Linked DNA regions of Homo sapiens: region 2 is linked to region 1. A link is a loop called in an ENCODE intact Hi-C map of the cell type or tissue named here. Cell type or tissue: sigmoid colon. All regions are shown on one strand. Each heading gives the region's core, and the rest is flanking DNA. Links, peaks and the distances in the headings are about the cores only.

The links. Hi-C counts contacts between places; a loop is a spot of excess contacts. Peaks named below come from ENCODE experiments on the same cell type or tissue, not always from the same donor. Only the 100,000 strongest peaks of a DNase experiment are listed, where the experiment ranks them.
Region 2: a loop joins it to region 1, with 6 times the contacts of the local background. A loop is called at or near these places in 21 of 110 quality-filtered maps.

What each region holds. Positions count from the first base shown.
Region 1 is chr16:14,356,432-14,372,396 of GRCh38, forward strand. LINC02130 (long intergenic non-protein coding RNA 2130) reads right to left here and starts at 13,835. Exons shown (of 2, transcript NR_131191.1): 1 at 13,505-13,835; 2 at 6,678-6,864. RefSeq lists enhancers at 770-819, 7,923-8,424. In sigmoid colon, for the core only: no CTCF peak of the experiment used is centred there; a DNase peak (open chromatin) is centred at 6,420; H3K4me3 peaks cover 915 bases.
Region 2 is chr16:14,304,651-14,320,615 of GRCh38, forward strand. The region is part of intron 1 of MIR193BHG (MIR193b-365a host gene); the gene reads left to right. MIR365A (microRNA 365a) reads left to right here and starts at 4,635; the gene lies at 4,635-4,721. RefSeq lists enhancers at 1,820-2,505, 2,506-3,190, 3,986-4,035, 5,922-6,216, 6,008-6,127 and 1 more and a silencer at 5,802-6,096. In sigmoid colon, for the core only: no CTCF peak of the experiment used is centred there; no DNase peak of the experiment used is centred there; H3K4me3 peaks cover 1,216 bases; H3K27ac peaks cover 818 bases.

The DNA.
Region 1 (15,965 bases), core at 3,127-11,126:
AAAGAATCTTGAGGCAGCCAAATTTCCATTCGAATCCTCACCTCCTTTTACAATAGTTTTGGGAGCAGGGAAGGATCTGAGAGGGAATGTGCCATCTCTAGCACTTTTTTAATGACATACATGTATTTTTTATTCCACAAAGTGAATGCAGGCTTATTGCAGACAACTTGGAACATAACGGAGAAAAATGAAATCCATAAACCTACCCCCCAGGGGAGGCCTCTGTTAACCCCATGGTAGGTCGGCTGTTTTCAGCATGTGTGTGCTTTAGAATACGTTGATTGAAATATAACATATGTGCAGAAAAATGCATGGATCATAAATGTATAGCTTGATGGAATTTTCGGGCAAAAACTCCCATGTAATAAGCATCTGGATCAAGAAACGGAACATATGAAAGTGTGTGTTTTTTTGTCTTTCAAATTAAAAAAGTTTTTTAGAAACAGGGTCTCACTCTGTGGCCCAGGCTGGAGTGCAGTGGCACGGGTATGGCTCACTGCAGCCTCCACCTCCTGGGCTCAAGTGATCCTCCTCCTTTAGCCTCCCAAGGAGCTGGGACTACAGGTGCACACCACCAAGCCTGGCTAATTTTTTAATTTTTTGTAGAGACAGGGTCTGGCTATGTTGCCTAGGCTGATTTCGAACCCCTGGACTCAAGAGGATCTCCTGCCTCGGCCTCCCAAAGTGCTGAGATTACAGGCGTGAGTCACTGCACCCAGCCACCAATGTGGTTTTTAAACAAAATCAGGGCCCTATGGTGTTGTGAGCCCAATTATATTCCCCAAAAAGATATGTTGAAATCCTCACCCCAGCTACCTGTGAGTGTACCCAGTGGGCCTGCTGGACAACTTGATTTCTGTCTTCTGGTCTACAGAGCTCTGAGAAAATCCATTTCTGGTGCTTTAAGCTGCCCTGTTTGTGGTGATTTTTTACAACACCCCTAGGAAACTGAAACGCGTGGGTACAGGCAGCTTAATATTTTTTCCTGATTATGAAAGTCACCAAGTTCACCTCTCACCTGGACACACGTACCAGCTCCTGGAGTGATCTAAGAATGTCATCTTGCACAGCCGGTGACTGCTGCAGACACATCAAATGATGTCAGCTCTGCACCATGCCCTGTGGCCTCGGGGACAGCGAGCAGACCATGGGTGTTGGGAAGGAGGGCCTGGGAGGGGGAACAAAGACCCCACTGACAGGAGCAGGGTAAGGGGCCTGGCTCCTGCTATTTCCTGGCCAGGCTGACCCAGTCCTGCCTCCCAGTCTTTGCCCCAGGCTCCTCCTCTGTCCATCACAGGTAGAGCCATTGCTCTAGTGCTGGCTGGGTCCCCTTGGCCCCAATGGGTGGCCCTGCCTTTCCTGGCACCTTGGTCCTGTAGTGGGGGGCACCCCAACCCAGCCCCATCTGCACCCTGGAACCCTCTGAACCTGAGAGGCGGTGGGTTGGTATTTTCACATCCTAAGTGAACAGATATAAGCCCAGGTCATAAGTTTGCTGGTTCAGAGACATGAGAAGGGCTACACAGTGAGGTTAGCAATAACTTTGGCTTTCCCAAGAGCTAAAAAGGCTGCCTTGAGGCTCTGGGACTAGTTGAGAATGGGCTACAAGAAGATCAGTGGGGCTGGGCATTGTGGCTCATGCCTGTAATCCCAGCACTTTGGGAGGCCAAGGTGGGAGGATTGCTTGGGGCCAGGAGTTCAAGATCAACTTGGCCAAAATAGCAAGATCCCATCTTGTAAAAAAATGCTCAGGGGGCAGCACAAATATTTGGCATCTTGTCTGGAAACCCAAAGACCTGAGATGAGGAAGAAGAGCTAATAGATCAGCAGCAGTGGCTGAGGATGGCCCAGAGTTCACATCTGTCCATAGAAAGGCAGCAAGGGGTGATGTTTGAGGCTGGAGCAGGAGGGAGGCAGGTGACCTGGGGAGTGTGTGGCCTTCTGCAGTCTGGGTGCATTTTCTCACCCACTGTCTGCGTAGGTGACGGATATGGTTTGGCTTTGCGTCCTCACTCAAATCTCATCTTGAATTGTAATCCCCACATGTCAAGGGAGAGACCAGGCGGAGGTAATTGGATCATGGGGGCAATTTCCCGGTACTGTTAGGATAGTGAGTTCTCATCAGATTTGATGGTTTTATAAGGGGCTCTTGCCCCCCGTCACTCGGCAGTTCTTCCTGCCACCTTGTGAAGAAGGTGCTTGCTTCCCCTTTGCCTTCCATCATGACTGTAAGTTTCCTGAGGCCTCCCAAGCCATGCTGAACTATGAGTCAATTAAACCTCTTTCCTTTATAAATTACCCAGTCCCAGGCAGTTCTTACAACAGTAGAAAAATGGACTAATACAGTGACACTCTCAAGAGTAGAATGCCAGGGACATTTTCCCAAGCCCAGAGGTGAGGGCCGCCTCCCTCCTAACAAGACCAGGCAGCCCAGGACGGGGAGGAACCCCCGGGGCAAGTCTGTGCCCATTTTGGGCAGGGCCCTGGCAGGGAGTGAGGCAAACCTCAGCCCACATCTGCTCATCACTTCCCCTGCACCTCCCCAGCAAGGCTCTGCCCAGCAGATCTTGGCACATTGTCAGCACTCAACAGATATTTGTTGGATGTGTTGCTGGCTGGATAAATAGGTGGATGGACAGACAGACGGATGGATGGATGGATGGATGGATGGATGGATGGATGGATGGATGGACAGGCAAGCAGAGACATGGAGAAACAGATGATTAGATGGATACACAGGTGGATGCATGGGTGGATAGACAAATGGATAGATGGATGAATGCTTTATAAATAAATGGCTGGATTATATGGATGGATAAGTGGATGGATAGATGACAAATGAAGAGACAGATGAATACATGCATAGATAAATGAATTAATAGATGGATGGGTGAATAGATCAATGAATAGATAATAGATAGCCAGACAGACAAACGGCTGGATGGTTTTGGAAAACTTTAGGACAGAGAAGGACAACTCACTGGTCCAAGGTGCAAACTGGGTGTGGTAGGAGCAGCCCAGTATTAAGGTGAACCTCATCACCCAGCAGGAAGAGCCCTGGGGAGGGGATTTGGGCAATTCACACACCTGCAATTCACACCCCAGCCTTTGCTCATGCTGTTCCCTCTGCTTGGAAGGTCCCCTCTCTACTTCTCTGCCTACCCAGATCCCCTCAATCTCTTACAACTCATCTGGGGTTCCTGTGCCTCCAGGAAGTTCCCTGATCAGCCCTCTTCCACCTAGCCTGGTGTTGGAGGGTGGTCAGGTTCCCTCCTGCAACACCCCTCATTTGCTGTGCACGTCACCCTGGATTGGATGGGCTGTTTACTCCTGATACCCCAGGGGACCATGGGCACCTCTAGGGCTGACGCCCTGCCTGGCTTCTTTCTCCATCCCAGCACTGGGCCTGGCACACAACAGATGCTCAGGAAACATCAAACCAAAGCAAGCGAATGGAGGAAGGGATCCTGTTCCCCACTCCTCCAGCTGTACAGATACTGTAATTTGACTAGAAATACACTTGCCCAGCTAAGCCTTAAAAAACAAAATCAGGGCCAGGCGCAGTGGCTCACGCCTGTAATCCCAGCACTTTGGGAGGCCGAGGTGTGCAGATCACAAGGTCAGGAGTTTGAGACCAGCCTGGCCAATATGGTGAAACCCCGTCTCTATTAAAAATCAGCTGGGTGTAGTGGCGGGTGTCTGTAGTCCCAGCTACTCAGGAGGCTGAGGCAAGAGAATCGCTGGAACCCAGGAGGCAGAGGTTGCAGTGAGCTGAGATCATGCCACTGCACTCCAGCCTGGGTGACAGAGTGAGACCCCGTCTAAAAAAAAAAAAAAAAAAAACATCAGGCTGGATATAGTGGCTCCCACCTGTAATCCCAGAACTTTGGGAGGCAGAGGCAGGCAGATCATTTGAGCCCAGGAGTTTGAGACCAGTCTGAGCAACATAGTTGAGAACCCGGCTCTACAGAAAAATTAAATAAACAACAAAAATCAGAGCCACAAAAAAGAAGCAGACTCAAATAAAAAATACACAGTCCCAAGCTTGTAGCTTGATGAACCAGAAAAGCTTCACACACGTGTAGCACCTCATGATTCACAAAAAGCCGCCTCCTGGGCCAGCTATGCAAACCTGTCAGAAGGGCCATCTTTGCTAAGTGGGAAAGGAGGCCCAGAGCTAAAGCCACTTGTTCTGGGTCACACTGTGTGTAGGGACCAGGGCTGGGGCTAGGGGTACAGGGACCTTACCCACCAGGCTCAACATCCCCCTTCTGACCACTTAGTGTCTTTCGGGTCAACAGAGTATCCACGGCTGGGCCTTCCTGAAATGGAAAAGACTGATTTCCCCTCCTGGAAGAGGTGAGGAGGCTCAGAGAGCCTGAGCCGCCTGCCTGGGCTCACACAGCTAGGAGGGTGAGATGTGACTTAAGGGCAGGCCTGGGACCTCAGGCCAGAGTAGAGGCTTCACCCAAGAGCCGTGGGCAGAGCAGAGCAGAACCATGGGGTTCACACGGAGCTGCTCCAGTGGCTCCTGAGCAGAGTGAGGTCCCTGTTGAAGGGCACCTGGATCCCTGAGGACTCACAGCCAGGCAGCTGGGCAACCTGTGCCTGAGTCCCAGGCTGCCCCATCCTGGGCATGAAAGACAAGCCCTCTCCAGCAGCATTGACAAGACACCCTTCCAGGGCCAGGCACGGTGGCTCACACCTATAACCCCAGCACTTTGGGAGGCCAAGGCAGGCAGCTCACTTGAGGTCAGGAGTTCAAGACCAGTCAACATGGTGAAACCCTGTCTCTACTAAAAATACAAAAAATTAGCCATGTGTGGTGATGCATGCCTATAATCCCAGGTACTCAGGAAGCTGAGGCAGGAGAATCACTTGAACCTGGGAGGCAGAGGTTGCAGTGAGCTGAGATCACGCCACTGTGCACCGGCCTAGGCAACAGAGGGAGACAAACAAACAAACAAACAAACACCCTTCCTAACTGCTTAGCTCAGATTTTGGGGTCGGATGGACATGGTTTCAAATCCCAGCTCTGCCACTTGCGAGCTCGATGAGCCTCATCTAGCTGAGCCCCCCACTGTGTGTCTCTAAAGCAGCAGTAATAACACCTGCTGCAGGGCAGTCATGCCAGTCACGTGAGATCATATACTCAAGCGCCAGCCACTGAGCCCAGCAGAGGGTAGGCATCGCCATCCTCACCACCAATAGCCCCTCACCAGACCAAAACCCCACAAAGAGGGTGCAGACTCAGAGCTTGCTGCAGGGTGGGATGAAGAACAAAGAGTAAGTTTTCTGTGTTACCCCCGCTTCCCAAGACGATGGGGATGCTGGAGGTTCTAGGTGCAGACGGGGCTGGGTAAGGATTCTCCCCCACAGGACTGAGTGCCAGGGAAGACAGATGCACATGTCGAGACCAAGGGGACCCAGGAGCAACAGAACAACAGCTTCCCCTGTGACGGAGAGAGGAGGGACATCAGGCAAAGATCAGGGGGCAGGAGCTGGGTCAGCCTGGCCAGGAGAGAGAAGAAGCCAGGCCCCTTTCTCCCCTCCTGTCAGTGGGGTCTGTATTCCTCATGCCAGGGACTTCCCCCCGACTCCCCTGGTCTATCCACTGTCTCCCCAAAACATTCAGCACCAATTCTTGCCACCCAACAAGGTTGAATATCAACCCCAATGGGGCTATATTTGAATTCTTCTTTTTTTTGAGACAGGGTCGCGCTCTGTCGTCCAGGCTGGAGTGCAGTGGTGCAATTTCAGCTCACTGCAACCTCTGCCTCCCAGGTTCAAGCCATTCTCGTGCCTCAGCCTCCTGAGTAGCTGGGACTACAGGCTTGCACCACCATGCCCGGCTAATTTTTGTATTTTTAGTAGAGACGGGGTTTCACTATGTTGCCCAGGCTGGTCTCCAACTCCTGACCTCCAGTGATCTGCCCGCCTCGGCCTCCCAAAGTGCTGGGATTACAGGCGTGAGCCACTGCGCCCAGCCTGAATTTAAATTTTTTTTTTTTTTTAGACAGAGTCTTGCTCTATTGCCCACTCTGGAATGCAGTGGCAAGATCTCGGCTCACTGCAACCTCCGCCTTCTGGGTCCAAGCAATTCTCGTGCCTCAGCCTCCCGAGTAGCTGGGATTACAGGTGCTTGCCACCACGTCTGGCTAATTTTTGTATTTTTAGTAGAGACGGAGTTTCGCCATGTTGGCCAGGCTGGTCTTGAACTCCTGACCTCAGGTGATCCACCCGCCTCGGCCTCCCAAAGTGCTGGGATTACAGGCGTGAGCCACTGCGCCCGACCTGGATTTGAATTCTGATGCTCCTACTTGCTAGCAGTGGCTTGGGGCCAGTTGCTCAGCCTGCTAACTTTAGTTTTCTCTTCTGTAAAGTGGGGACTAAATATCCTGTAACAGGGGTCACATGCTGTAACAGCACAGCACCCAGGGCACGGTGAGTGCTGCGTAGTGTGAGCCGAACGCGGGCTGCTCAGGGTCACCAGGGCCAGCTCCTTGGGCCCCCAGCAACAAATACTTCACTTTCCGCCCCCCTCTCCCCGACAATGATCCGCCCGCACAGCCGCTCTGGAGAAGAGCTTGTCTGTTTCCTGAAAACTGAATATAAACTTAGACATTTATACAATCACACTCCTGGGCATTTATCCCAGAGAAATGAAAGCTGATGTCCACATGGAAACCTGTAGCAGCTTTATTCATAACAGCTCCAAATTGGAAACAGCGCAGATGCCTCTCGATAGTCGACCGGTTCAGCAAACCGTGGCCCCTCCACACCGCGGAACACCACTGAGCAATAAGACGAATGAGCTGCCGATACTCGCCACTACTTGGATGATCTCAAGGGTGTTTATGCTGCCTGGGGAAAAAAGCCAACCTCAAAAGTCACATCCTGGATGATTCTATTTCTATAGCATTCTCAAATGACAAAGTTACAGAGATGAAGACCAGATTAATGGCTGCTGGGGGGCAGGGACAGTGGGGGAATGGGGTGAGTGTGACTGCCTGGGGATCTTGGTGGTGATAGGGTGATTCTGTTTTTTGTTGCAATGGTGGTTTGTGTGAATCTACACAGACAAAACAGCATAAAACTATACATGCAGGTTGGAGCGGTGGCTCACCCCTGTAATCCCAGCACTTTGGGAGGCCAAAGTGGGCAGAGCACTTGAGGCCAGGAGTTCAAGGCCAGCCTGGCCAACATGGTGAAACCCTATAACTATTAAAAATACAAAAATGAGGCCAGGTGTGGTGGCTCACACCTGTAATCCCAGCACTTTGGGAGGCTGAGGCGGGCAGATCACGAGGTCAGGAGATCAAGACCATCCTGGCTAACACGGTGAAACCCCGTCTCTACTAAAAATACAAAAAAATTATCCAGGCGTGTTGGCAGGTGCCTGCAGTTCCAGCTACTAGAGAGGCTGAGGCAGGAGAATGGCATGAACCCGGGAGGCGGAGCTTGCAGTGAGCCGAGATTGCGCCACTGCACTCCAGCCTGGGTGACAGAGCGAGACTCTGTCCAAAAAAAAAAATACAAAAATGAGCTGGTTGTAGTTGTGGGCGCCTGTAATCCCAGCTACTCTGGAAGCTGAGGCATGAGAATTGCTTGAATCCAGGAGGCAGAGGTTGCAGTGAGCGGAGATTGCACCACTGTACTCCAGCCTGGGTGACAGAGAGAGACTCTGTCTCAAAATAGTAAAAACCAAAAACTATACACGCGCTTTCTATTAATACCAATGTCAATTGCCAAGTTTTGATATGACAGATAATGATATTGGACATTGGATATTGTAGATCATGTGAGATGTAGCCATTGGGGGGAAATAGGTGAGGGGTACACAGGGCCACTGGGTAATCTCTGCAATTTCCTGTGGATCTATTATGATTTCAAAATTTAAAGTTTTAAAAAATGACATGCATGGTATGATGTCGGCAATTCGCTTTGAAATACTCCAGCCAAGAGAGGGAAGAGGCCGGAGAGGGAGCCTGCAAAGAGGTGAAACTAGAGTGGTAAAGTGCTTCTGCTGCCGAAGCAAGGGCGGGGATGCCGGAATGGCGGCTCGGTCTTCTCCACTGTGCATTTTTGAAATTTTCCATAATGAAGATGTAACTCTACCAAGCCGATATGCATGGGTGGGCTCACGTACACCCAGACACCCGCACGCAGGCATGCACCGGAGCGCTGACTCACGCTGCTCAGCCCAGGAATTCTTGCAGACGGCTGTGTGTCCACATGTGCGGTAAAGCAAATAAATAACGCTTAAACACCCTCGTGGAATCTGGCCACGCCAGGTCACATGTGTGTCAGGACACCTGCAGGGCAGGGCGGAAAGGGGTCCAGGGCTGCTTTGAACTTCCTGGAAACTGGGTGGGGTGGAGTTGGGTAATGACTATGATGGCTCACAATGGGACAGGGTCATAGGGAGGGGAAAGCTCCCAAGAAGAGGTGGCATTCGCAGCACAGGCTCCCTGGGCTGCCCCAGAGTCGGGGGCTGGAGAGGAGTGGGCTTCTGGGCCAGGGAAGGCTGGGAGTGGGGACGTCACTGCAGGGGGGCCGAGAGCCCTCAGTGTGGTGAGGGGACGGGAGGGGCTGTGGTGGTCACTCCACCTGAACCCCTTGATGGCGCCATTATTTCAGGATTTTTAAATGATGACTTAACCTCGGGGGAAGCACTTACTTGCTTGGGGCTTCAGTTTTGTCAACTAGAAAATGGGCCTGATGACAACACGAATCTCACAAGGTTGCCTTGACGGTCAGGCGAAGTGGCTATGGCCGTGCCCGGGGCCAACTTGGTGCCAGGCCCTGCGCTAAGGGCTCTATATGCATTAAATCCTTCAATATATGGTGCTGTTACTACCCCCATTTGCCAGATGAGAAACTAAGGTTCGGAGAGATTGATAAACTTTCCCGAGGTTACACAGTCATTAGGTTGAGGAGCTGCCATTTACATCTGCAGGTAAAGCACTTAGTTCAAACCCGCCCCCAGAAAGTGTTATTTTAAAGTTTAAAGTATGTTGAGGCCAGGTGCAGTGACGCATGCCTGTCATCCCAACATTTTGGGCAGCTGAGGCGGGAGCATGGCTTGAGGCGAGGAGTTTGAGAAAAGCCTGGGCAACATCATGAGATCCTGCCTCTCCAAAAAATGTTAAAAATTAGCCACATGTGGTGGCATCTGCCTACAGACTCAGCTTCTCGGGAGGCTGAGGGAGGAGGATGGCTCAAGCCCAGGAGTTTGAGGGTATAGTGGGCTGTGATCACGTCACTGCATTCCAGCCTGGGTGACAGAGCAAGACCCTGTCTCTTTATTTAAAAAAAAAACAAGGCTGGGTGCGGTGGCTCATGCCTGTAATCCCAGTACTTTGGGAGGCCAAGGCGGGTGGATCACCTTAGGTCAGGAGTTGTTTCTTTTTTTTTTTTTTTTTTTTTTTTTTTTTTTGAGACGGAGTCTCGCTCTGTCGCCCAGGCTGGAGTGCAGTGGCGCAATCTTGGCTCACTGCAAGCTCCACCTCCTGAGTTCACACCATTCTCCTGCCTCAGCCTCCTGAGTAGCTGGGACTACAGGCGCCCGCCACCACGCCCAGCTAATTTTTTGTATTTTTAGTAGAGACAGGGTTTCGCCGTGTTAGCCAGGATGGTCTCGATCTCCTAACCTCATGATCTGCCCACCTTGGCCTCCCAAAGTGCTGGGATTACACCAGCCTGGCCAACATGGTGAAACCCCGTCTCTACTAAAAATATGAAATTAGCTGGGCGTGGTGATGGCCACCCAGCTACTTGGGAGGCTGAGGCAGGAGAATCGCTTGAACCCGGGAGGCAGAGGTTGCAGTGAGCCGAGATCATGCCATTGCACTCCAGCCTGGCCAACAAGAGCAAAACTCCATCTCAAAATAAATAAATAAATAACTAAAAAACGAGCAAGCAAAAAAACCCAAAGCATGTTTATAGCTTGAACACTTGCTGGGATGGAAACACAGGGTAGAAAATGGCTATCTGGGGCGGGCATGGTGGCTCGCGCCTGCAATCTCAGCACTTTGGAAGGCTGAGGCAGGCAAATTGCTTAAGACCAGGAGTCTGAGACCAGCCTGGGCAACATGGCAGGACCCTATCTCTACAAAAAATTAAAAATTAGCTGGACATGGTGGTGCGTACCTGTAGCCTCAGCTACCTGGGAGGCTGAGGCGGGAGGATCACTTGAGCCCAGGAGGTCAAGGCTGCAGTGAGCCATTATTGTACCACTGTACTGCAGCCCGGGCAACAGAGTGAGACTCTGTCTCAAAAAGTAAAAAAAAAAAACGTAAGGCAGCATGGCTCATGCTTGTAATCCCAGCACTTTGGGAGGCCAAGGAGGGTGGATCACCTGAAGTCAGCAGTTCGAGATCAGCCTGGTCAACATGGTGAAATCCCGCTATCTCCATTAAAAATACAAAAAATTAGCTGAGCATGGTGGCGGGTGCCTGTAGTCCCAGCTACTTGGGAGGCTGAGGCAGGAGAATCGCTTGAACCCACGAGGCGGAGTTTGCAGTGAGCAGAGATTGCACTATTGCACTCCAGGCTGGCAACAAGAGTGAAACTCTGTCTCAAAAAAAAAGAAGAAAAGAAAAGAAAACAACTGTTTCCACTTAAAGACCTGCTACCAGACTTACCAGCTGAGTCTACAGGCAGATGCCACCACACATGACTAATTTTTAAAATTTTTTGTAGAGATGGGATCTCACGATGTTGGCCAGGCTTATCTCAAACTCCTCGCCTCAAGCCATGCTCCCGCCTCAGCTGCCCAGAATGTTGGGATGACAGGCACGCACCACTGCACCTGGCCTGAACATACTTTACAATTTAAAATAACACTTTCTGGGGGTGGCTTTGAACTATGTGCTTTACCTGCAGATTTAAAGATTTCCTGGAGGAAAGACAGGGACTGGAAGCACCCAGGTACTCCCGCCCCTGACCCCCTTGCCTCCAAGGACAACAGCTCCCACCAAAAACGGCCAGTTGCACCCAGCAAGCTGGGAGCGTGGGTAGCAGAGAGGGAGTCCCAGGCAGCCGAGCCGGTAGTGCCCAGCCCAGCCTACCACAGCTCCTGGCCCTCTGAGCATCAAATGTCACAAGGGGCTCCAGTGCCAGGGAACAGCAGCAGGGGCTCCAGGGCAAAGAGGATGACTCTCAGTCACCAACTTCAGAAGCAGTGCCACCTCACTCAACCCCATGTGACTCAGCCTCAGTTTCTTCCATACCGTGGGGCTGGCCAGGCCTGCCACCCAGGCAGCTGTGAGAACTGATCAGTGCCCACATGTCCCGGTCACCCCTGACTTTCCTTCCCTTCCCTGAAGCACCATCTCTTCACAGAGAAGTAAAAAGGTAGCCACGGCCGGGCGCGGTGGCTCACGCCTGTAATCCCAGCACTTTGGGAGGCCGAGGCGGGCGGATCACGAGGTCAGGAGATCGAGACCATCCCGGCTAAAACGGTGAAACCCCGTCTCTACTAAAACTACAAAAAATAGCCGGGCGTAGTGGCGGGCGCCTGTAGTCCCAGCTACTTGGGAGGCTGAGGCAGGAGAATGGCGTGAACCCGGGAGGCGGAGCTTGCAGTGAGCCGAGATCGCGCCACTGCACTCCAGCCTGGGCGACAGAGCGACACTCCGTCTCAAAAAAAAAAAAAAAAAAAAAAGGTAGCCACACCCCACAAGAACAAAAGGGTGGTGGTATTCAAGGGAGAGATGGGCAGCCCATGGCCCTGCTGGGGTGGCCCCAGAGATGGGCCTGCCCAGGGGGACGTAGGCAGGCAGGGGGTCAGCAGGGGCTGGCATGAGGGCAGCTCTGCTCACAGGGGCCAGCCTCTAGGGGATGGGACCTTCACCCCCAGACCTGGGGAAGAGCTGCCCTTCTGGCTGGGCACCGAACACAGGAATCCCTAAGAGGCTTGGTCTTTTCTTCTTCTGTAGCCCCCAGATGATAACATTCCTTACAGATAAAGTGAGGCACTGAAACACTTCATACAGAAACCAGGGATGTTCCAGGCTTGAGCTGGGGTGGTGGGGGTGGGGGGAGGTACAGTGCCCAGGGCTCCAACAGGGCAGCTCACTCATCTCTGAGCTGGCCCCAGCCTTACCCCATCTGTAAAGAATAAGAGCTTGATGGGCTTCAAGCCACCCAGTTGAGCTGATATCACAGGCTCCTTCATGCCCCAGGGCCTTTGCACAGCCAGCTCCCCCGTCCTGGGACGCCTTCCCTGCTTTATCCCAACACCGACTCCTTTGCAAACATTTTCTCCCTGAAACTTTCCCTGGTCCCTTCCCATTCCTTCTCCCCTGGAAGAATGAGCCCCTAGGACCCAGGGGCAATTCTATCCAGGCACCTCTAAAACTGGAACCCATTCAGCTGCGCACACTTGGCCATGGCCCTCCCTGATGCTTGAAAGGGGTCAGGCTTATCAGCTATCAAGAAGAGATTCTCGCTGGGCACAGTGGCTCACGCCTGTCATCCCAGCAGTTTGGGAGGTTGAGGCAGGAGGATCACTTGAGGTCAGGAGTTCAAGACAAGCCTGGCTAACGTGGTGAAACCCCATGCCTACTAAAAATACAAAAATTAGCCGGGCATGTTGGTGAGCACCTACAGTCCCAGCTACTTAGGAAGCTGAGGCACCAGAATCTTTTGAACCCGGTAGGTGGAAGTTGCAGTGAGCCGAGATCATGCCACTGCACTCCAGCCTGGGTGATAGAGCAGGATCCTGTCTCAGACAATTCTGAGTGAAAGGATAGCACATTTTGCAGGGTGCAAGGGTGACCTGCCAGGCCTTCACGTGTCCCAGACTCTCCTCCTGGCCCTTACCTGGGGACCCGTCCCGTAGAAGAGGTGCCTCAGAGTGAAGCACTAACAACAGTGACTCCCATCTCGCAGCCAGGGCGGATTCTCCTTTCAGACATGCTTGATGCAAAGGTCTCCATCCCATTTCTTGGGCTCCTGGACACCCCACCCCATCACCCTGGCTGGGCACAGGCCAGAGTGAGGAAGGAGCTGAGGATGGGTGGAAACATCATCCTGCCACCTGCCTGTGTCCTCTGCAGACAGCGCCTGCTCTCTCCACACATCCAAAGCCTGACATGACCAGGCACGGTGCCTCATGCCTGTAATCCCAGCACTTTGGGAAGCTGAGGCAGGATGATCATTTTCGGCCAGGAGTTCAAGACCAGCCTTCCCAACATAGCAAGACCCCATTTCCACCAAAAAATTAAAAATTAGCTGGGCGTGGTGGTGCACCTGTAATCCTAGCTCCTCGGGAGGCTGAGGCGAGAGAATTGCTTGAGGCCAGGAGTTCGAGGCTGCGGTGAGCTATGATCGTGCTACTGAACTCCAGCCTGACAGTGACGTGACCCTCTCTCAAAAGAAAAGAGCCTTAGAGCTAGAGTAGAGATGCTCCCAAAATGCAAGTGAATGAAGAATGAGGAATGATGGTGGCCAAGAGCCCAGAGGCTTAACCGCAGCAGCGGCAGGAACATGCACTTACATGGTGCTTCCTGTATGCCACACCCTGCTCCAAGCGCGTTTCTACTTCAGCTTGTTCAATCTGCACAAGGCTTCAGTGAGGCATGGAGGGGAGGTGGCAGAGCTGGGGTCCCCGTTCCCAGTCTTGGCGGTCTGAGCTTTGTGCTGCATTAGATGTACCAGTTGGCTGGGGGGGGCATCTGTGAAATGGGTGTCCAGTTGCACCCCCTCGCCCCCTAGAGTCCCACCAAGAAGCTGTGGCAGGGCAGTGGGGGAGGACTCAGGAGGGGTGTTGCAGACCCGGCTTTGGGGGGTTCCTCAGATGTCGGCAGAGGGAGTGAGCCAGAGCCTGGGAACTCCTGGTCTGGGGAGGAGAGCCCTGAGCCATGTGCAGGCCACAGGGATGGGCCACCGAGGGCCATGGGAGCTGCTGACCAGGCTGGGCGTGGCGCGCCAAGCAGCAGGCACGGCGCCTGCTCCCGGTCACTCTGACCTCCGACGCAGGCCAGCTGGGAGTCACTCTTTCCAAGCCCATCAGCAGAGCTTGCCTGCGGCTGTAACCAGGAAGCTCAGGGTGGAGGAAACTGTGGGCTCTGGCTTCCAGCGGCTTCCACGGAGGCCACATTTGCCAAATTTCATCCCAGGCTCCCAGATCCCTGAGGATTTGCCATCTCCACGCATTTTATCTTCACATTCACTTACCTAATAGCTGCCTTACAAATCTTATAAGAGGGCCTCACAAACAGACATTCATTATTCATTGGAAATGAAAGTACTCTACCACGACCTGGTGAAGCCAAGTTTGATGGGCTACTTATACTTTTTTCCCCCTAAGGCTTTACAGAAAGTAAATAACCACAAAAATAAAACCTGGCTCACCTGTGTCCCACCTAAAATCATCATGCATTTGGCCAGGAGTACTAGTGCCTCATCCTGTCCAGCTTCTGAGAAGGGGGGGGTCTCAGGGTGTCACTCCCTAACCCGCAGACCCAGGAGGGCCCCCTTCCAGGCTTTCACAAAAGAGGGCCATGCTGGGCGTAGTGGCGCATGCCTGTAGTTCCAGCTACTCGGGAGACTGAAGTGGGAGGACTGCTTGAGCCCAGGAGTTCAAGATCAGCCTGGGCAACACAGCAAGACCCTGTCTTTTGAAAAAGTTGGGGGGCGGAGGGGCAGGTTCTGGTGCATTCCCTCGAGCTTGAGTGTAGTAAGTACCAGGGGTGGGGTTACAAAGCTGAAAGTCCCCATATCTTCCCTGGGAAGAGACCTCGGAAGTCAAGTTCAGCTGGGCTGGTGTGGTTAGAAAGAGCCCCTCTGGGATCAGAAGCCAGTAGCCCTAGGTTAGAGCTCAGCCTGCCTGCTAAGTCACCAAGTCACCTGGGCCAGTCATTTCCGCAGCCTGGGCCTCTGTGCGACCAGGAGTGACCCTCCCTAATGGGATTTAGCTGCCGGCACATCTTGGGCCCCATATAAAGAGCAACAATGCTTCACAACCAAGACAGAAGTGACGGGCGACCATATCTCTTGGTTGGTGGGTGTGACAGCAGTGTTCCAGCCCTGTAAAAATCTCAGGCATAAACAGATTAAGAGATGCCAAATAGGCCGGGCGCAGTGGCTCACGCCTGTAATCCTAGCACTTTGGAAGGCCGAGGCGGGCAGTTCACCTGAAGTCAGGAGTTCGAGACCAGCCTGGCCAACATGGTGAAACCCCGTCTCTACTAAAAATAAAAAAAATTAGCCGGGCATTTTTTGTATTTGTATTGGCGCGCACCTGTAATCCCAGCTACCCAGGAGGCTGAGGCAGGAGAATCACTTGAAGCTGAGAGGTGGAGTTTGCAGTAAGCCAAGATTGTACCACTGCACTCCAGCCTGGGCAACAGAGGGAGACTCTGTCTCAAAAAAACGAAAAAAGAAACCATGTACCCATTTCCAGGTCACAGAGTGAGACTCCAACTCCAAAAAAGAAAAAAAGAGAGAGAGAGAGAGAGATGCCAAATAGGTGCTGCTCCGTAATGAGCTGTTCAGTGGCTGGCCACCTTTTTTCCCCAGGTTCCCTGCCTCAGTCCCTCCATCTGCAAAATGGGTGAGACTCCTGGTTAAATAGGGACGAGGAGAGACTGAGAGTCGGTTGTTGCCTGGGCCTATGGACTTTGTGTTCCAGTCAAAGTCTTCCAGGGTGGCCAGGAGAAGGACACACAATAGCTGGTGCCTTCCCAACGGTGGGGGACCAGGGTGGTCTCCCCGGCAACCCTCAGCCCTTCAGTCCAGTGGTTGGGAGGAGGAGTTGACACCCATTACCCCACCCCCTCCCTCAGGATTAACCTGATGGCTTAGACCAGTCCCAGCTCCCCCACATAGTGGCCCAGGCCTGTCATTCAGCCCAGGGCTGGCCAATCAGGACGAAGCTTAGAGCTAGAGTTGCCAGATTTCACAAATAAAAACACAGGATGCCCAGGTAAGTTTGAATTTCAGATCAATAACAAGTA
Region 2 (15,965 bases), core at 1,234-9,233, 54 kb before region 1:
TCACTGCAACCTCTGCTTCCCGGGTTCAGGCGATTCTCCTGCCTCAGCCTCCCGAGTAGCTGGGATTACAGGCGCCCGCCACCACGCCCGGCTAATTTTTTTGTATTTTTAGTAGAGACGGGGTTTCACCGTGTTAGCCAGGATGGTCTCGATCTCCTGACCTCGTGATCCGCCCACCTCAGCCTCCCAAAGTGCTGGGATTACAGGCATGAGCCACTGCACCCAGCCAGGCGTTTTATAGAAGGCTGGATAATACGTTCAGGGGAAGTCTCTAAAGCAAGGGTAGTGTGTATAAATCCCCGTCGCAGAACATTAACCTTCAGTTGTGTGTACACACACACACACACACACCCTATATAGTTGTAACCTATATAGACTTTCACACATCCTAAGTTATTTGCAAGTCTAGATTTAAATTAAGTCTACATAGCAGGGAATAGAAAAGTGAGCTGTACCTGGAAAAAACCTTTGAACACAGCGTTCTTGATACAAGATTTAGGATTTGAAAGACATGGCACATGTACACACAGATGACATTTGTGCTGCCTTGGCAAAAACAGTTCTTTACTTCCAGAGTTCTTTCTCTTTAGTATGGGACACGATGAAACAGCACAATTTTCAGGAGTCCACAATTCCAGCGAGGCGCGTGGATGGGAAATTGTCACGTTGTGAATTGTGTTTGTGCTTTGCTAAATCGCCACCCGGAGCTGACTGTCAAATCCTATTTGCTTTGCTAAATAAGGATATCTCATCAAATTAGCCTTTAATGATACTTCTACAAATAGGGTGTTTTACATGAATTAACGAGGCCGGAACACTGACTGTTTCTCCAAGATACTGAGCTATAATGGAGGCGACGAAGCCGAATGTTAAAATTACTGAATTGTTAAGTGTGCAAAATCAGACAGAATTTAGTGCTAAATGTGAAACAATTTCTGCTTTAATGGTGAGCATTCGCAACAGCACAAGCATTACTTATATTCAGCCGTCTGAAACTGTGCATGTAATTATGAATACATTTAACAAACTTTAACCCCCCTCTGAGTCTGGAAACAGTCTAGTATGGTGAAGAGATTATAAATCAGCATTTTGCAGTGAGAAGTCATCATTAATTCAGCAAAGAATCACAGCTTCTTTTCAGATCCTTCCCACCACCCTCCTACACACCCCCCTCAACCAATAAGGAAAAAAAAAATTCAGCATGGAACTGCTGGATACACTGAATATATTTTGGCTTTTCTCTTTTTGCCTCTGTGTGAGAAACTTCATTAAGCAGTTGCTGTTCCCTCCCCACCCCCGCTAACCCCCAAAGAAGTGTGGATTTAAGAAAAAAAAAAACAAAAAACAAGCAACTTTGAATTTTGTTCTTAGCAATCCCCAAGCCATAGCTGATCTCAGAGAGGCAAAAAAGATGTTTCAATAGAAAAGAATACGGTATGGCCAGGAGTAAAATATTTAGAGGTGGTTCTGCAATGAATATGATACTTCCTTAAAAATAAAATATATGTTGGTGATTCAAACCAATGAAAGTTGGAAAAGTCCCTCCAAGGGAACACTCTCTCTGTTTCCCTTCCCAGCAACCCCCCAACTTAACGTTATGAACAGAAAGATGGAAATTCTTGCCAGATCAACTATAGCCTCCTAACGATCAGCTCACCCTCCTTTAATTTTGATTGTGGAGCAAATACAGCTATTTTAGCCATGAGGATAAAAATGAGTGCAGTGAAAAGTTAAGGCAAACTTGGTACTTAAAATCACTCACCAGAATAAAGTGCGTGTACAAACAAAACATTGCTGATCAGTTACTTTAAGCAGGCATTTTCTTTCTCGCCTGAGCACCCCAAACACAGAAAAATGTAGAGTTCTTTTTGCTTCTTGTATCTGGAGCAGGTGAAAATAAACCCTGACGCTCACAAACATGATATAAACAACATACTTTTCAGGCCTAGTAGCCAAGCCGACTTTTCAGGGAAAGAGATGGACGTTGAAAGAATTTAGGAGTGGACTTGGGGTTCCCTCCATCACCCCATGCCCAGCTGACCCCTTCTGCCCTTCTCATGACCTCTTTTCAAAGCAGCCAGTGTTCAGATGCTGCCTTTCCAGCGTCCCCAGTTGTAGGGGACATATGCACATATTTACCAAGCTTTAAAATAAGGTTTCTGATTTTATATCATCCGTCTGAGTTTACGGAACCACAAAGCAAACTTCTTTCTCCGTGTCCCTGAAATGCTGCCCCACTGCAGCAAAGGGGACTTCGCCTGGGCAGGGAGAGGAGTTAGTGGCTGGTTGCGCCTAAGGTTAGCTGTGCGGTGTGGTATGACAGTTTTCTCAGAGATGTGCAAAAATCTAGGCTCTCTTGCTGGAATCGTGTGAGATCAGTGCTGGGCCTGTTGGCATTGGCATTTGTGCCCAAGACAGCCCAGACCTCTGCCAGCCGAGGCCCAGATGTGGCCTCAGAGCCACTACTGGTGCCCAGACAAGTCCAGACAGGTGCCTGGGGGTCTTTCCTCCCGAGACGAAGCCTGCAGCAGTTCAGCCAGAAGATGGGGTATTTGGCTCTCAAAGTCAGCCTCCCCAGAGACTCTGCAGGGTTTAATAGCCTGGTGACCCTGTGGGCTCTGGCGAGGGCAGAACCCCACTTTGCTTTCCAAATGCTCAAAGGGGAACAGATGAGGCTATCCCACAGGCTCAGAGCAAATCTGTCCTGTGTGAGTGCAAACGTGGTTCTAGAAGATTCAGAGGCAAAGCTGAGCTTTTGCAGCCCAGCCCCAAGCCCTTGCTCTCGAGCACCAGGGCTGCGATCCTTCGACTTGGGGTGGGCCTAGGAGGCGTAGCTCCCAGCCAGCAAGACAACACATAACACATCTGAGTTACCGTGCATGTGTTTGCTGGTCTCTTCTCCAGCTCCGTGAGGCCTCCCACCTGGGAGCTGAGCCTTTTGCTTTGATCAGGCTGGGAGGAAAACCTAGGCCAGGAAGGGCCGGGCTGCAGGCTGGAAGTGGAAAGAAGTGGGCCAGGTGGACAGAAAAAGGGGCCACCAACTAAGCCACCTTGGGGGTCGGCCCAGAGTGAGAACTGGGCTGGCATTCTGGGTTCAAACACACAAGAAAACTGTCTGCAGCCTCTCTGCCCTGGCACCAACATGTGCCTGCTCCAGGAAGTTGCACCCAGCCCTGAGTCAGCCAAACCCGTGGGACTCCCATTTGGCCCCAGTAACTGGACTCCAGGCTACCAAAGGCCTCGTGGGTTCTCGATCGTATCTTAGAATGGCGTTAAAAGGTCCAGACCCGGCACCTGTAGGCCATGCCGTATTTAGCCCTAGGTTCACCCGGAGAATATTTTAGGTGCTACTTGAAAGAAGAGATCTGGGCCCTAGTTGCCGGCTGTCACATGGCAAGGGTAGAATCGCTCCCTCACAGACCTGGCCGAGATGGCCGGGTGCTCACTGGTACAGGTGCCCAGAGTCCCTGCCAGAGCTTCGGGGCCATGCGACGGGTGCCAAGGAGCCAGCTAGCGACTGGGGCGTCGGTTCTGTGTGGGGATGCCTTTTCACCCCGTTCTCAATCTGAAGGCAGTGAATCCACTTCCATTCACAGAACTCACAGAGGCCTCTCCTCTCTGAGATGGCCCAGTGTGATATCCCAGGCTGCGTAGTAAGCTCCTCCTCTGGTGTCAGCCATGTGGAGGGGTTAACCCTTTCCTGGCTCTGAGGGTGCTGGCTGGCACAGGGGGCACCCACCTGCAGGGCCTCAAAGGTTATATGCCTTGGGGAAGACACCCTGAACTCCTTAGTCCTCAGATCTTAGTGGCTGAACCAAGAGATGGCACCTGGGACCTTAGCAGTAAAACCCGTCCCCTTTTTTTTGAGACAGTGTCTTACTCTGTTGCCCAGGCTGGAGTGCAGTGGTGAGCACAGCTCACTGCAGCCTGAACTTCCTAGGCTCAAGCCTCATCCTCCTGAGTAGCTGGGACTACAAGCACACACCACCACACCTGGCTATTTTTTGCAGAGACTTGGGGGGGGTCTCACTGTGTTGCCCAGGCTGTTCTCAAACTCCTGGCCTCAAGCAGTCCTCCCACTTTGGCCTCCCAAAGTGCAGGGATTACAGGCGTGAGCCCCCACGCCAGCCGGTTTGCCCCTTTTGCACCACCAGCGATAACCACTCAGCTCCCCTACCCAAGCCTTAGTCCTTCTGTCCGTGTTGTGGAAACCAGGTATTTTCATCAGCATTTCCAAGGGGACTAAGTTTCTCCCATTCCAGAGGAGGAGGTGTTGAAGGATAACTTAGATCATTAATGAGGGTCTGGAACAGTCATCTGAAGTTTGGGGGAAACGTCACGTCTCCTATGATGCGCCTGGCTTTAGGGAATAATCCTTGTATCCATTTTGGGAACCTGCTCTGGGATTCCAGATCTGTGGTTTTCTGAGCACGTCTGTGTGGAAGCTGCTGCACTGAGACCTATTTAGCCAATTATTGAGAAGATGAGGTCCCTTTCGTGAGTCTGCACGGAGCCGCCGTACACCATGAAAGCGCTCACTTGTTTAAAGTTTGCTCTAACTTTGTACATTTTTTCCTTTTTAGTTTTGGCTCTTGGTGCTCTGAGAGCTACCACTTCCTGCCAGCTGGTTCGTTACCGCAGGGAAAATGAGGGACTTTTGGGGGCAGATGTGTTTCCATTCCACTATCATAATGCCCCTAAAAATCCTTATTGCTCTTGCAGTATTCCTCGGGGGTCCCTGGGCCAGAAAGACATCAGCTCGGAGTTCCTCCAGCAACTCAAAGAAGAGAGAAAGCTGTTCCCCAAACTCTTCCGCTGTAGCGCCTTCTGGGTCCCTGGTAGATGCCTTCTTGTGCTCAAAACCGGTTATCACTGTGAAAAATTGAAAGACGCCATGCGCAGACACTGGTTGCTAAACGTGCTTTTGCCCTCCAGGGGCAGACGCTGAGATCCGGCCTGGGAAGGAGTACAGCTGTGGCTCCCCATCAGCGTCAGCATTTGCTCTGGGGGGTTGTAGGGGGAGGTAGGGAAAGCGGAAAGAAACAAGTGTTACCTGTTTGACGAGGCCTGGTCCTTGCAGCCAGGGCCTCCGGGATCATCGCCTTGGCAGGGGGCCCTGGGGCAGTCCTGGCTTTCCTGCTAGCTCCCTGAGACAGAACACTTTCCCCGCTCGCTGCCTCAGTTTCCCCATACACCAAGGGAGGGGCAGCACCCCCTGCTCTGGCTTCAAAGGGTTCTTGGATGTAGCCAATGTTATATATAAAAAGCTCTAACGTTGTATAAGCTCTGAAGGTGCTTTGAAAATTGGAGAGTCCATGCATTAAACATGGAAGGTAATAATATGAATACACACAGAGGAATTCATGGGTGGGGAGACGGCAGCCCAGCACTGAGCCTGGGTTTCTGGGATCAGCCAGGCCTGCATTCCAGCCCGAGCTCTGCGCCTCTCTTGCTGTGTCACCCGGGACAAGTGAGTCAGTCTCTCTGAGCCACCAGCTCCTCAGGCATGAAACCTGTAACTCAGACTCCCAAGTCTGATTTGCACATCTCTGATTTTAAGCGGCGCCGGCTAAAGGTGAAAATTATTCTAGTAGGTATTCTTTGCACCGCTGATTTGTACTTCAGGCAATTGGTTGGTTTTCCATTTAGGGTCGGGAGACAGGGGCCCTTTTTTTGTCCATCAATTGATGTCAGTTAAACAAAAAAGAGTGGGTGTTTTGGAAGAAAAATATTAAGCAACTACAGCTGCCCTGAGGATGGGACAGAAATCAGAAAGTCGTGTGTAAAGTTTCAGAGGTCCACTTTTAGAGAATTCTTGTTTATCTCAGGGATTTTCCGCACTCCTGTAGTCGGTGTGGGGAGGGGTGGGGGGAGATGGGGGAGTTGCCAGTTCAGATCTGTAGAGGGCTCCAGCATGACAAAACTGGGTGTCACACATCTTCCTTTTGGGGGTCGGGAAACCACCCTTCCCTGCTCACCGACACCACTGGGACCCCTCACCCCCCCACTCCTGCATTGATCCATAGCTCAGATTTCTCTCTCATTTTAGGGTCACGATGACTCAGCACCCTCCTTTCTGGCCAGGGCACCTCCCTTGGCCTCTAGGGGCACTTGCCTGACAGGCCTCACTGTGCCGGACCTGGGAGCCAGCTGCCCACCAGCCCCCTGGGACTCTGGTTTTGCAGGGAAACCATGGGTGATCAGTCCCAGCCGGCAGGGGCCAACTGCGGTTTCACTTTCTGCTGCATCATGGGGTGGGGGGTGGCAGCGGGCCCCCGCTGGCCAGCTAGAGCAGGCACTGAGAGGCCTGCAGACAGCTGCCGGCCCTGCTGCCAGAACGCACCCCCCACCCACCCCCTGCAGCCTGCCAGGATGGGGGCTGGGCTCTCAGGAGCCCCTTAAATCTTTCCACCTGCACAGTGTCGGGGACCTCAAGTGAGAAAAGCCTGGAGCCGATGAGATGGTTTCCTGAGCTGTTGGAGATTCCCCCAAAACAACCTTTTTTTTTTTTTTTTTTTTTTTAATTGAGACAGGGTCTCTCTTTGTCACTCAGGCTGGATTGCAGCGGTGCAGTCAAAGCTCACTGCAGCCTCGAACTCCTGAGCTCAAGCGATCGTCCTGCCTCGGCCTCCCAAAGTGGTTGGGCTACAGGTGCATGCCACCTAGTCCTGCCCAAAACAAGCTTGTAAATCACGCAGGCTAGAAACTCAAGAGAGCTGTGATTGTTGCTTCTGGGTCAGATTGCTGTGGCTAGACACTGCTTCTGCCCTTCCTTCCCTGGATAGATGGCTGCTGAGGCCCTACTGTGTGCGGAGCTGGGTGCCAGGTGCTGGAGGTACAGCAGGGAGCCAGACAGCCCCTGCCCGCATGGGGCTCACAGTTGAGTCAGGGGAGACAGACAAAAGAATCAAAGAAATAATCCAGCCGGGTGCGGTGGCTCACGCCTGTAATCCCAGCACTTTGGGAGGCCAAGGCGGGTGGATCACGAGGTCAGGGGATCGAGACCATCCTGGCTAACATGGTGAAACCCCGTCTCTACTAAAAATACAAAAAAGTTAGCCGGGTGTGGTGGCGGGCGCCTGTAGTCCCAGCTACTCGGGAGGCTGAGGCAGGAGAATGGCGTGAACCCGGGAGGCGGAGCTTGCAGGGAACGGAGATTGAGCCACTGCACTCCAGCCTGGGCAACAGAGCGAGACTCCGTCTCAAAAAAAAAAAAAAAAAAAGAAAGAAAGGAAAAAAAAGAAATAATCCCACGTTACGATGGAAATTTCACGCTGAATACTTGGTGTTAGGATCTCAGGAAGGGATCATGCATACATGTCTGTCATGAGTCAACTCCCAGAACACATAGCATAGGAGGCAAGGGAAGGCTGCCCCTTCACCCGCTAAAAGTTTGCTAAAAATAACTGACAGGCCAGGCATGGTGGCTCACGCCAGTAATCCTAGTACTTTGGGAGGCCGAGGTGGGAGGATCACTTGAGCTCAGGAGTTCAAAATGTTCCTGGGCAACATAGTGAGACCTTGTCCCTATTTTATATTTATTTTTTAAAAGTTTTTACCAAAGAAATGACTGACAACAAGTGGATTAATAGGAGAAAAAAGCATATGAGCCGGGCGTGGTGGCTCATGCCTGTAATGCCAGCACTTTGGGAGGCCGAGGCATGAGGATCACGAGCTCAGGTGATCAAGACCATCCTGGCTAACACGGTGAAACCCCGTCTCTACTAAAAATACAAAAATTAGCCAGGCGAGGTGGTGCACGCCTGTAGTCCCAGCTACTCGGGAGGCTGAGGCAGGAGAGTGGCCTGAACCCGGGGGGCGGGGCTTGCAGTGAGCCGAGATCGCCTCACTGCACTCCAGCCTAGGCGACAAGAGCAAGACACCATCTCAAAAAAAAAAAAAAAAAAGAAAAAGGCATATGAATTTATTCACCATGCATAAACGCCAGGGGAGTGGCGGGAGAATGATTATCCAATAACCCAGTGAAGTCCATCGCTGGGCACAGTGGCTCACACCTGTAATCCTGGCAGTCTGGGAGGCCGAGTCAGGTGGATTGCTTGAGGTCACTAGTTTGAGACCAGCCTGGGAAACATGGTGAAACCCTGTCTCTACCAGAAATACAAAAAAAAAAAAATTAGCCAGCCTTGGTGGTGCACACCTGTGCTCCCAGCTACTCGGGAGGCTGAGGTGGGAGGATCGCTTGAGCCCCGGAAGCAGAGGTTGTAGTGAGCCGAGATCACGCTGCTGCACTCCAGCCTGGGTAACTGAGACCTTGTCTCAAAAAAATATAAAAATATAAATAAATACTTCCGTCATAGAAGGGAGATGGGGGAAATGCGGCCACTCTCAGGGGTAGTAAATGATTTTTAGGAGGAATGAATGGGTCTGATGCTGGGACAACGGTCAGTGAATAATTCCTTTAGGGAGTCGAATGGGATCGGAGGACAGATGATAGTTTGGGATGAAGTCCGTCTGCACTCCAGGTGTGGTGTTTCATTTCATTCTCTTCCTCTGTGATATGAGTTTTCATCTCTGGTTAATGAAATTTCAGTGAAGGAGTCGAAGGCAATTGTGTTCCTCTTTGGCGGGTGTGGTTTCCAGGTAGATAAGGGAACTCCAGATAGCAGGCTCCTCCTATGCTTTGGGACGGACAGAGGATGGAGAAACAGGATTGGGGGTGGGGGCGGGGGGGTGGTGTTGGAGAGACCTTGAGGCTGCTTCAGTTGAGCACATCAAAGAGCCATATTTTGGGGTACCGTTTTCTGAGCCCCAACAATAGGTAGGGTTAAGAATAGAGACCTGGGAGCCAGCTGTCCTGTGTTTGAACTTGACTCTTCTACTGAGTGGTCGGGTGACCTCTGCCAAGATACTTGCCCTCTTTGTGCCTCAGTTCCCCCATCTACAGTTACTAGAATATTAGGGCACAGCATAGGGATGTGGTGAGGATGAAATACATGAACGTCTGTAAAGAACTAAGCACGGCGCCTGACATTGATGATGTGCTATATAAGTCTTAGCTATTATATAAGAATAATAAATGTGAACTATTATTGTAAGATGAAATGCGCCAGCCACAGCAGGCCAGGAACATCAGTAATGTGGCCGAGCCTGTCCTCTGTGCGAAACGCTTTACAGGCCCTCATCTCACCTAATGGCCACAGCCAACCTGCAGGTGAGCCTAATTGACATCTGAGGCTGGGGAAACTGAGGCTCAGGCCGGTGAAGAGAGGTATTTAAGGTTAACCAGCAGGCAAGCAGTGTGACCTCAGATGCAGGGCTGGTTTCCAGGGGCTGGGACCCACGCTTAGTTGACTGCTTTGAGGCCAAGGCATGGGAATTGCTTGAGACCAGGGGTTGCAGACCAGCCTGGGCAACATAGCCACACTCTCATTTCTTTAAAAACAAAAACAAAAAAATGACCCAGGCATGGTGGCACGCCCCGGTAGTCCCAGCTACTCAGGAGGCTGAGGGGGTAGGTTGGCTTGAGCCCAGGATGTCCAGGCTGCAGTGAGCTGTGATAGTGCCACCTTAACAATTTTGCTCCAGCCTTACTAACTTTGGAACAAGGGGCCTCACATTTTCATTTTGCAAATTATGTAGCCAATCCTGCCCTGATCTAAAGTACTCCAGAGCTGTCACTCTTAACTCCTACCAGCCATATATCACACAGCCAGGCCCACAGTCACCTTCCAAGTCATCAGGATGGTGTTTTGTAGTAGGACTGAGATCCTGGGAGAATGTGAAGACTCCTTATGGGGCTGAATTGCCAACATTAAAAGGCAGGCGGGGCAGTTGCTAAGGGCAGAGGGCATCACTCCTTCATTGCTGTATCCTCAGGGCCTGGTCTGTGTTAGATGTTCAGTTAATAGTTTTAACATGAAGCCAGTGAATCGGAGACTGCTCTATCTCCCCGGACCCAACCTACTTAAATGACACCTTCCAGGGAAGCAAGTCAGTGGTGCAGTGTCAGATGTCAATCATCCCGAACACCACCCTCCATCCCCCAGTAGACTTCTGGACAGCCCCTGAGGGTCCCCTAAGACCCTCCCCCTGCCCCAAACCTGTGTGCCCACACCTTGGAGTAGATTCCTGCTTAACGGGCTCTGGTGGGGGGTTCAGAGGTAACACAAGTATTTAAAGGCATGTGGAGGCCAGGCGCGGTGGCTCACACCTGTAATCCCAGCACTTTGGGAGGGCAAGACAGGTGGATCACCTGAGGTCAGGAGTTTGAGACCAGCCTGGCCAACATGGTAAAATGCCGTCTCTAGTAAAAATACAAAAATTAGCCTGGCCTGGTGGCGTGCGCCTGTAATCCCAGCTACTCAGGAGGCTGAGGCATGAGAATCGCTTGAACCTGGTGGCGGAGGTTGCAGTGAGCCGAGATCTCACCACTGCACTCCAGCCTGGGTGACAGTGAGACTCCATCTCAAAATAATTAAATTAAAAATAAAGGCATATGGGCTTGGCTTCTCGAGTGCCTATAGTGGGGAAGAGGCAGAGTATAGCCCAAAGAATACTTGGATGTTAGTTCAGGCAGGTTCAAGACCCAGCCAGGGGTCATGGGTTATGGTCTTCTGAATTGGTTAATGAGAGGGTTTGAAGGAAAGATTCCTTTTCCTCTGAAGTTGGAAGTTTATTGACACTCAAAACTCCTAAATGGTACTAAGAAGCAAAGAATGGTTTCAAAAGCCTAGAAGATATTTATAACAAAACTTTTTTTTTTTTTGAGACAGTGTCTCAGTCTGTTGCCCAGGCTAGAGTGCAGTGGTGCCATCTCAGCTCACTGCAACCTCTGCCTCCAGGGTTCAAGTGATTCTCCCACCTCAGCTTCAGTAGCTGGGATTATAGGCACACACCACCGTGCCCAGCTAATTTGTGTATTTTTAGTAGAGATGGGGTTTCACCATGTTGGCCAGGCTGGTCTCGAACTCCTGACCTCAAATGATCTGCCCGCCTCAGCCTCCCAAACTGCTGGGTTTACAGGCGTGAGCCCCCACACCTGGCCAATATATTTTTATAATGTTCTTTGCCAGCTGTTTGCACAGGTATGATCCATTGTTTCAAATAATGCTGTGAAGCAGAAGCTGTCCTCACTTTCTAAATAACATCATAACCATCGATATGTATTGAATGCTTTGTATGTACTAGGCGCTGCACCTGTATGAAGTCAGTCATTTCAGTTGCATAAGCAACATATAAAAAGGGATTATTGGTATCTCCAGCTTACTGATGAGGAAAGAGAGATGCACTGACGTCCAAGGCCACATACCCGGCATGTGAGGAACTGGGGCTCAGGCCTGGATCTTCCATTCCAAGGGTCAGCAGCCCATTTCTGTAAAAGGCCACATTGTGAAGATTTTAGCCTTTGCAGGCAATACAGTCTCTGTTGCAGCTGCTCAACTCTGCCTTTTTTTTTTGGTTGGGAGGGACGGAATCTTGCTCTGTTGCCCAGGCTGGCGTGTGGTGGCGCAATCTCGGCTCACTGCAACCTACGATTCCCTGGTTCAAGTGATCCTCCTGCCTCAGCCTCCTGAGTAGCTGAGATTACAGGTGCCCGCCACCATGCCCAGCTAATTTTTTTTTTGTCTCAGTGTTTTATTTTTTTATTTATTATTATACTTTAAGTTCTAGGGTACAACGCCCAGCTAATTGTTGTATTTTTAGTAGAGATAGGGGTTTCAGCATGTTGGCCAGGCTGGTCTCCATCTCCTGACCTCGTGATCCACCCCCCTCGGCCTCCCAAAGTGCTGGGATTACAGGTGTGAGCCACCGTGCCCGACCAACTCTGGCATTTTAACTCAAAAGTAGCCACAGATAGTACACAAACAAACGGATGTGGCTGTGTGTTGCAATAAAACTTTATTCACAAAAACAAGGAGTGGGCCAAACTTGGCCCACAGGCCGTATTTCCTGACTCCTGTTCCAGAGCAAAAGCTTATCCTTCAGTTAGAACATCATGAACTTGGCCCTGGCAACGTTCTTTTCTCCCCACCTGTGAGGTGACAGAGTTATGTTTCGGAACAGATGACCACTGTCTCTGGAGAGGTTAGGTTGGCTCCTCCTTCTTTGAGGGAATTCTGCAGCTCTTGGAAATTAGATCTATTAGGATTTCTTGGTGACAGCCACAATAGAATACCCTGGGGATTTCAACATTGTAATTTTAGTAGCTGTCAACTGAGTAACTTTTAAAGAGGAAAGAAAGTGTGGTAGTTCAGAAAAATACCTCAGTGGTTCACTTTGCCTGTGGAAGCCATTCTTTAAACTGAGAATAAAAATCTTTTTTTTTTTTTTTTTTTATAATCAGTGTCTTGCTCTGTTGCCCAAGCTGGAGTGCACTGGTGCCATTATAGCTCACTGCAGCCTTAAACTCCTGAGCTCAGGTGATCCTCCTGCCTCAGCCTCCTGAGTAGCTGGGACTACAGATGAACATCACTCTTGGCTTTTTTTTTTCTTTTTTTTGAGATGGAGTCTCGCTCTGTCGCCCAGGCTGGAATGCAGTGGTGCGATCTCGGCTCACTGCAAGCTCCGCCTCCCGGGTTCACGTCATTCTCCTGCCTCAGCCTCCTGAGTAGCTGGGACTACAGGCGCCCACCACCACGCCTGGCTTTTTTTTTTTTTTTTTTTTTTTTTTTGTATTTTCAATAGAGACGGGGTTTCACTGTGTTAGCCAGGATGGTCTCGATCTCCTGACCTCAGCCTGCCAAAGTGCTGGGATTACAGGCATGAGTCACCGTGCCCGGCCACTCTCGGCTAATTTTTTTATTCTTTTATAGAGTCGGGGTCTCACTACGTTGCCCAGGCTGGTCTTGAACTCCTGGCTTCAAGTGATCCTCCTGCATCAGCCTCACAAAGTGCTGGAATTGCAGGCGTAAGCCGCCATGCCCGGCTGAAAATAGCTTAAGACAGAATGGCAGGGGTGTGTGTGTGTGTGTGTGTGTGTGTGTGTGTGTGTGTAGGGAGAGGGTGGAGAAGAGAAAGGGAATTTCCCAAGAGGGCAGAGAGCTGGAGCCAAAGGATTCCTAGCAGGAGGGTCAGAGAGGAAGGTGTGACTTCTTTTTTTAAACAGCTTTATTGAGAGATTATTCACTTAACGTACACTTCACCCATTTAACATGTATGATTCAATGTCTTTGAGTGTATACACAGAGTTGTACAACCATCACAATCAATGTTAGAACACCATCAACTCAAAAAGAAACCCTGGGCCCAGCACTTTGGGAGGCCAAGGCAGGCGGATCATCTGAGGTCAGGAGTTTGAGACCAGCCTGGCCAACATGGTGAAACCCCGTCTCTACCAAAAGTACAAAAATTAGCCAGACGTGGTGGCGTGTACCTGTAATCCCAGCTACTCAGAAGGCTGAGGCAGAAGAATCGCTTGAACCCCGGAGGCGGAGCTTGCAGTGAGCCGAGATCATACCATTGCACTCCAGCCTGGGCAACAGAGTGAGACTCCATCTCAAAAAAAAAAAAAAAAAAGAAAAGAAACCCAGAACCCTCCCGCATCCTAATCCTCCAACGCCCCCAACCCTGAGCAATCACAAATCTACTTTCTGCCCCTGTGGATTTGTTTATTCTGCACATTTCCTATAAATGGAATCACACAATTAATGCGGTCCTTTGTGACTGGATCCTTTTACTTAGCAGGACGTTCTCAAGGTTCAGCCACACTGTAGCATGGATCAGAACTTCATTCCTTCTTACAGCTGAATCATATTCTGTATTATGGATGGGCCACCATTTTGTTTAACCACTGTCAGTGATGGACATACGGGTTGTTTACACTTTTTGGCTGCTATGAATAATGCAGCAATGAACATTCATGTGTTAGTCTTTGTGTAAACAGATGCTTTCATTTCTCTTAGGCATATAGGTCAGAGTAGAATTGCTGGGCCATAAGGCAACCCTATGTTTATCATTTTGAGGAACTGCCAGGGGCAAGTCTTAATATATTGCCTTTTTATTTTTAATTTTTGTTTTTATTTTCTTGAAACGGGGTCTGGCTCTGTCACTCAGGCTGGAGTGCAGTGGTGCAATCACAGCTCACCACAGCCTTGAACTCCTGAGCTCAGGCCATCTGCCTGCTTCAGCCTCCCGAGTAGCTGGGACCACAGGCACATGCCACTATGCCTGGCTAATTTTTTATCTTTTGTAACAATGAGGTCTTGCCATGTTGCCAGCTGGTCTTGAATTCCTAGGCTCAAGTGATCCTTCCACTTTAGCCTCCCAAAGTGTTGGGATTAGAGGCATGAGCCACTGTGCCTGGCCTTTATTGCCTTTTTTTTTTTTTTTTTTTTTTTGAGATGGACTCTCGCACTGTCGCCCAGGCTGGAGTGCAGTGGCGCCATCTCAGCTCACTGCAAGCTCCACCTCCCAGGTTCACGCCATTCTCCTGCCTCAGCCTCCCGAGTAGCTGGGACTACAGGCGCCCACCACCACGCCCGGCTAATTTTTGGTATTTTTAGTAGTAACGGGGTTTCACCATGTTAGCCAGGATGTTCTCGATCTCCTGACCTTGTGATCCGCCTGCCTCGGCCTCCCAAAGTGCTGGCATTACAGGCGTGAGCCACTGTGCCCGCCTTTTTAAACTTTGTATTATAGAGTTTAAATTGTGAGTGATGGCTCACACCTGTAATCCCAACACTTTGGGAGGCCAAGGCCAGAGGATCACTTGAGCCCAAGAGGATGGGACTACAGTCAGCTATGATCACATCACTGTACTCCAGCCTGGGCAACAGAGCCAAACCCTGTCTGTAAATAAATAAATAAAACCCCACCACTATGTATTATGGAAATTTCCCACCATACCTGAAAGTAGTATGTGGTATGTAACAAGCATCCAGTATTCATCATCCAGGTTCGACACCGCTCGGCTTTTGCCTGTGTTCTTTCCCACTGAGTATTTTAGAGGCAGCATCGCACTTGATGTTGTTTCTTTGTCTGAGAGCTCAACATTTTCTTTTGTCCCAAAGCTTCCAAGTCTCCTGCACCCACATCCTTGTGTGGGATGGGATTTGGGGAGAATGGATGAACTGGGGCAGAATCAATGTGGGGAAGGAAGGGAACAGCCCCTGAGAGGGGCAGGCCTGGCTACCTAATTTGCAGGACCCAGGGCAAAATGAAAACGGGAAGCCCTTTGTTCAAAAATTATTATAAAGTTGAAGACAGCAACAGCATGGGCTTGTGTCACTGCACACGTTCCATGCCTCCGATGGCTATGACGGCTAGCCTTCTCCTGAGGCCAGCAAAAAGGTGCCCAAGCAGAACTGATTAAGGGGACGCAGGAATTTATAGAGCCTCAGGTGTCTGGGTGAGACAGAAGTGCGCCCCTCACCTCCAATCCCTGGAAAGAATCCGAGGATAGTTGGGTCTTCCCTGGCATGTGAGACAAGATTCAAGCCCATTTCGTTTGAATTTCCAAAAATAAGATGACCCCAGCTGACGTGGGTCATGAGCACTTGAAAAAAAAAAATAACCATTTGGCCGGGCGCGGTGGCTCATGCCTGTAATCCCAGCACTTTGGGAGGCCGAGGCGGGTAGATCACGAGGTCAGGAGATCGAGACCATCCTGGCTAACATAGTGAAACCCCGTCTCTACTAAAAATACAAAAAATTAGCCGGGCGTGGTGGCGGGCACCTGTCGTCCCAGCTACTCGGGAGGCTGAGGCAGGAGGATGGCGAGAACCCAGGAGGCAGAGCTTGCAGTGAACCGAAATCACGCCACTACACTCCAGCCTGGGAGACAGCGAGACTCCGTCTCAAAAAAAAAAACACAAAAAAAAACACAAACATTTGTCTTAAGCCTTCTTCCCTTCTTCCCTAAGCGCCCACAGTTGTTTTATTTGGCCCCACCATTTTGTCCTGGATTCTGAGTGTACTGTGATATCCCAGCAGATGACAGGGCTGCAGTCTTAAAAACAGAGGTTCCCTGGTTAGCAAAGGACACAGAGCAAGACCAGGAATGCCCA